Regions from separate parts of the Homo sapiens genome. Here region 2 is linked to region 1. Evidence: read pairs that join two places in POLR2A ChIA-PET (ENCODE). Cell type or tissue: HepG2. All regions are shown on one strand. Links, peaks and the distances in the headings refer to the core of each region. The heading gives the core; the rest is flanking DNA. Region 1 has its middle 8.3 kb from the start of AHCY. Region 2 overlaps ITCH (itchy E3 ubiquitin protein ligase).

The links. ChIA-PET counts read pairs that join two places held together with the same protein. Peaks named below come from ENCODE experiments on the same cell type or tissue, not always from the same donor. Only the 100,000 strongest peaks of a DNase experiment are listed, where the experiment ranks them.
Region 2: POLR2A ChIA-PET joins it to region 1 with 11 read pairs; 23 of 35 experiments call an interaction of 5 or more read pairs at or near these places.

What each region holds. Positions count from the first base shown.
Region 1 is chr20:34,310,246-34,313,156 of GRCh38, forward strand. It overlaps a transcript of AHCY not described here. Among named protein-coding and RNA genes, the nearest start is that of AHCY, 8.3 kb to the left of the region's middle. RefSeq lists an enhancer at 1,353-1,951. In HepG2, for the core only: CTCF peaks have their summits at 1,358, 2,069 and 2,616 (motif pointing right); DNase peaks (open chromatin) are centred at 396, 1,206 and 2,207; H3K4me3 peaks cover 2,233 bases.
Region 2 is chr20:34,510,893-34,513,803 of GRCh38, forward strand. ITCH (itchy E3 ubiquitin protein ligase) reads left to right here. Exons shown (of 25, transcript NM_031483.7): 25 at 1-881. Among named protein-coding and RNA genes, the nearest start is that of DYNLRB1, 4.1 kb to the right of the region's middle. RefSeq lists a silencer at 1,792-2,086. In HepG2, for the core only: no CTCF peak of the experiment used is centred there; DNase peaks (open chromatin) are centred at 1,249 and 1,879; H3K4me3 peaks cover 890 bases.

The DNA of each region.
Region 1 (2,911 bases), core at 119-2,618:
AGATGGGGTTTCACTATGTTGGCCAGGCTGGTCTTGAACGCCTGACCTCGTGATCCACCTGCCTTGGCCTCCCAAAGTGCTGGGATTACAGACGTGAGCCACCATGCCCGGCTGATTAATTTTATTTTTAAGTTTACTATCACATGGATAAAAAGTTTACAGTTTAATAACATACTATTGGTAAGAGTGTGGGGAAACAGGCCTCCTCATACTTTGGTTTTGGGATTGTACATTGGCACAACCTTAATGAACAACACTCTGGTAATAACTAACAAGATTACAAACCCGCATGCCCTTTGACCAAGCAGTTCCACTTCTAGGAATTTATTCCAAAGATGTTTGTACACATGAGCAAAATGACGTTAAGAACAAAAGACTGTCCTTCCATGGAAGACTTGTTAAATAAATATTGGTACAGTCCACATGATGGAATATGCAGATAGCCATTTTTTTGTTTAAATGAGCTGTTTATCTAACAATATAGAATGATCTTCAAGATATGGTGGCCCAGTGCGATGGCCCAAGCCTGAGGCCTAAGCGCCACTGCACTCTGCCTGGGCAACAAAGCGAGACCCTGTCCGTATTTTAAAAAAACGACAGTCGGGCGTGGTGGCTCATGTCTGTAATCCCAGCACTTTGGAAGGCTGATTCGGGCGGGTCACCTGAGGTCAGGAGTTCGAGATCGGCCTGGCCAACATGGCGAAATCCCATCTCTACTAAAAATACAAAAATTAGGCGGGCGTGGTGGCACACACCTGTAATCCCAGCTACTCAGTAGGCTGAGGCAGGAGAATCGCTTGAGCCCGGTAGGTTGCAGTGAGCCGAGATTGTGCCACTGCACTCTAGCCTGGGCAACAGAGTGAGACTCTGTCTAAAAAACAAACAAAACAACAACAACAACAAAACCAACAACAAAACATATAATGAAGGACAAAAAGCAAAGTGCAGAACGGTGCGCCTAGTATGCGATTATTTATGTAAAAGAAAGAAAAGAACACACAAACAGGTATTTGCCTATACATGCAGAAAATATACCAGGCTGGATGTACAAGAAACTGCTAACAGTGCTTCCCTGGGGATCCCCGCCCACGCCGCTGAAAGCTGCCCTGGACGTTAACTGTTGATGTCCCTTCTCCAGGTCCAGGCCCCAGTGGAGCTTCTGGCGGGAAGGTCGAAACCCCAGGCAGAAGCAGGTCCCGGTCCCTCCTCCCGACCTTTGTACCTGCCTTTTCCGTGTTTGCTTTTGCAAACAATTAGGTCCTGGGCGCGGAGGGGCGGAGAGGGGGCGGAGAGGGGGCGGAGGGCGCACAAGCCTGCCCTTTGGCCGCGGGGCTTTAGCCTGCCCTAGCTTCAGCATCCCCGCTCGCCTCCCGGCGGTCCTGCGTCTCACTCTGGATTAACTGGAGGCTTCGAGATGGGATAGAGAGGGGTGCAGGCGCTGAGAAAGCCCGCTGATGGGGATGGAGCCGGATTAAGCAGTTCTGTGGAGTTCCTCCCTTCTTGTCCACCCCGCTAGGGGTCTCTCCTTTCCCGCTGTATCCACGCCCCTCCCTCCAGGCCCCCTGGGCCCACCTCGAAGTCACCGCTGGGCTGGGGAGTACAGAGGTGGGGGACTTCTTAGAGACCCTGGGACAGGGCCCCCCTCTCTCCCTCAATCCTTCTCATCCCACGCGGCTCCGCTGTGAGTCGGGCGTCCCAGGAGCTGCCGGCCCACCCATCCGCGGGTTTCTTCCGTTGGGGGAGCCCTCCAGACTCGTAGAATATAAGAGAGCGCCCCTCCCTAGCCGCGGGCCATCTCTAAGCGACAGGCTTTAAGAGGCACCCCGAAAGGGGGATGTGAGGTGGTGTGGTTCTATATCATTATATCGAAATCATCTGATTATGTGCCTGTCCCATTACTTCCAGGAGGGACAGAAACCTGTATGGCTTTGCCAGCTGCTGTGTCCCCAGGGTCCAGCTCAGTGCCTGGCACACAGACTGCACACAATATTTGGGAATGAATTAATGTTCCCAGATGTCTGCCCCGGAACCCACGCTGTGGTGCCCCTTGGCTTCAGCCCACAGTCCTGGCTCTCCTCAGGGTGGAGCCAGGGAGTCCCCTAATCCAGGTCTCTGACGTCCCCCGCTGAGGCTGGATCGTTCCCCAGTGGGGCTGGATGGCCTCTGGGTTCACTTCCCAGCCTTGTCTGAGCTTCCACGCCCCTTTTATCCTAATATTTGCTAAGAGCCTCGTCCAGGGACCTTAGGAGTCACACAGCCAGGGGTTCTGCCCCTGCCCTTCATTTCTCAGATGATAGAAAAGCAAAAGGAACACTCTGAGAACTTGTAATGGGGAGGAGTGGGGGGTTGGTCCAGTCTGACGGGGCGGGGGCAGGGTGGGAGACGTCCTTGGAGCGAGATCTGAGGCAGAGGAGCTCAGTCCACAGAAAGGGAGCACGGGCTCCACGCTGCAAGAGTAGGGAGCTGTAAGGTGCCCTCCCCAGACGGCTCCATTTTGCCCACCTTCCTTTGCGGATAGCACCCCTGGACCTCCGAGGTCAGCCTGTGCCCTGCAGCTGGAGTCGCCCTTGACTCCACTGTGCCAGGAGAGGGCACCCTGCTCCCAGCTTTGGCTTCAGACTGCTGCAGTGCAAACTCTTCCCTCCAGGGGCAGGATTTGGAGCGCTGTGATGATAACCTCCCAGCTGCCCTGGGAGAAAGCAAAGTACAGCTTATCGCTCCCTCCCATAGGAAGAAACTGAGGTTCAGAGAAGAGCAATGAATGTTGCTAGTAAGTGGTCTTTGGACTTGTTTTGAAGGGGCTTTAGCCCTTGGAAGCATTTGTCGGGATGTTTTTGTTCTGTTCTGTTTTGTTGAGCCAGGGTGTCACTCTTGTTCAGGCCGGAATGCTATGGCACCATCAGAGATCACT
Region 2 (2,911 bases), core at 244-2,743, 200 kb after region 1:
TGAAACTTGACTCAACTATACACAAAGTTCTCATCCTAAATGAACTATTTCAGTCAAGCCCACTCTACCACTTTTTACTTATCTGGTTAATAATCCGAAATGTTACCGGGGTTGACTCACGGAATTAAATTTTTCCTCTATTTTTATATCCTTTCCTGTTGTGGATGTAACTTACCTTTCTAAACTCCTTTAGAGTTAACGACTTCTATTTAGTATTGTTGGTATCTCCAGCCCCCCTCCTTTTTTTGTTTTTCTTTTAGTTATTTACTTTGTTTGTATAATTTGCTTTCATTAACTAAAAATGGAATTGGCAGCACTGGATTGTATATTACTGTATTAAGAGTACCTTTGTTTTCTTGATCTGTTACTTTTAATACTCAGGTAATGCTACAAATATTACAGGGAGTCAAATGCTTTTATAAAGTTCCTTCAGTGGTTGCCTCACTTGCGTTTTCCTACAAGATGTAAGACTGTTTATAATTAAACTTTTTTGGTCCTTCATTTGCATGCTTTTCTATCAGTCTTGGGTAAGGAGGGGTCTCTTTCCTCTCTCCCCGGCCCCACCTTCTGAGACTTATATGTGACCAGGTCACATAGATTTCTGCCTCTCTGCTTTTTTAAGTGGCAAGTTACAGCCCATCTGGATTGTGGTATTGTTCCCAGACCAAATCAAGGGTTGGACTGCTTATTCTCGCAGCCCAATAATGAGGTGCAGATGAACTGAGAAAGGAGGGAGTTTATTTCTGTAACCAGGTATGGGGAGAAAGCCTGGAAATGATCCCAAGACCAACTCAAAACTACAAAGTTTTCCAGAGCTTATTTACATTATAAGCTATATGTCTACATGTGAGTGTACATTCATCTAAAGACATAAGTGATTCACTTTTTTAAATCTATAAATAAGATCTGAGCCCTGAAGACCTTCCTCTGGAGCCTCAGTAAATTTACTTAATCTAAATGGGTCCAGGTGCTGGGGTGATTACCCTTATCTTGTTTCCTGCTAAATCATGGAGGTTTGGGGACTTCCTTCAGACCCCCAGTAAACTTGTTTGTGGAGGCCTTCAGACCCCCTCAATAAGTTCCTTCAGACCCCCAATAAAACTTGTTTAATCCTAAATGGGTTCCTTTGTTATCTTGTCATGCTTCAAGGCCCAGAAAAGGCCTGGGCAAAACCCTTGGTGGCCTTTTGTTACATTCTAGCCTTTGCATAAGGGCCCTCACTCTTTCAGCTTTTAATATTTAACTTAACCACTCAGTGCTGAAACAGTTGTTATGGAGGCCTGCGTTATTGAGATCTGGCCTGCCACGGTACGGGTAGAAAAAAACTAGAAAGAGCTGTTGCAGATGAGACTGGATTTGGTGCCCATGTTGAAGATGAAGATATCTGCAGGGGCCATCAACCAACATAAAGGCCTCCATATGAATTGCTTTTCTGAGACAACTAAAAGACCGGGACCACAGGCATGAGTGCTGAGTAGAGAACCACCAACTAGCTAGCTGTCAAGACTGTTACCAAGACTGTTCTCAACAAGCTGACCTGGTTACCAGCGTCAGTAGAACTTTGTCTTATTAGGAAGCTCAGGTGATTATGCTCTCATTTAAAACAGAACCAGTGGAGAGAGACTAAGGGAAGAGGAATTTTTTAATACGGCTGATCTAACATGGACTAGAGGACAAAAACTGCAGGCCCCTCCCAGGTCCTGAGTAGTTAGTAGACCCTATCCTGTTTATTCTGTCCAATGGAAGCTGCTAGAATGCTCTAGTTTCATTGTGGCTTAGAATAAGGGGAAAAATATGCCCCGCTAAGTGAGGGTCAATGGTCAGTAAGTAATTGTTCTTACTGGCCATTGGCTCTCATCCCAAACCCTACAAATCATCAAACTGGGACTCAGCTGTGACTGACTGGCTGTTCTCTGGACTTTTTAAGTGTCTGTCTCACATTATGTAACTCCAGTACAGGAGCTGCTCTCTCTCCCAGCCCATTTCAGTTGTCAATTCTTCCATGTTCATAGGACTCCTTTGTGATCAGGATATCTGGAGTGAGGAGCCAGGGGAATATTCCTGGTTGGCAAGGAAAAGAGGGCCTTAAACATAAATCCCAGAAGGACACTGTTGATCACTTATGCACAGGGGTCTGTTAATAAGCAAAGAGTGGCTATGGACAAGAGGATTTCCTCAAAGCACCCCACAGGGAAGGACCTTGACAATTTGTAGTCATACTTGAAAGATCACTAAAAACAGCCCTCCTGTTATTTTTCTTCTAATTCAGACCTGTTGTTCTATTTGTCTTCCATATCATAGCAACCAGTACCACACCCATATTCATTTAATACCAAAACAACTGTCAACATTTATCACTATGTGCAGGACACTGGTAGATATGCTATGTGCAGTGTCACTTAGTCTTCCTGTTATTGGTAATGATTATCTCTGTTTTACAAGAAAATAGAGGCTCAAAATGATTGAATCATGTCCACAACTATTAAGTAGAAAGAATACAGGCTGGAATCCAGGATGGTTTGACTCTAAAGCATGCATACTTTACCATTTTTGTTGTACTGCTACTTACCACAACACTGGGAGTCGAATGTGACCAATTTTGCCATTCCATTTAATTAGTCTCCAAATCCTATCTATCCCCAAAACTTTTTTTTTTTGAGATGGAGTCACGCTCTGTCGCCCAGGCTGGAGTGCAGTGGCGCAATCTCGGCTCGCTGCAACCTCCACCTCCCGGGTTCAAGTAATTCTGCCTCAGCCTCCCTAGTAGCTGGGATTACAGGTGCCCATCACCAATGCACGGCTAATTTTTGTATTTTTAGTAGAGACGGGGTTTCCCCACGTTGGCCAGGCTGGTCTCGAACTCCTGACCTCAGGTGATCCGCCCGCCTTGGCCTCCCAAGTGTTTGGATTA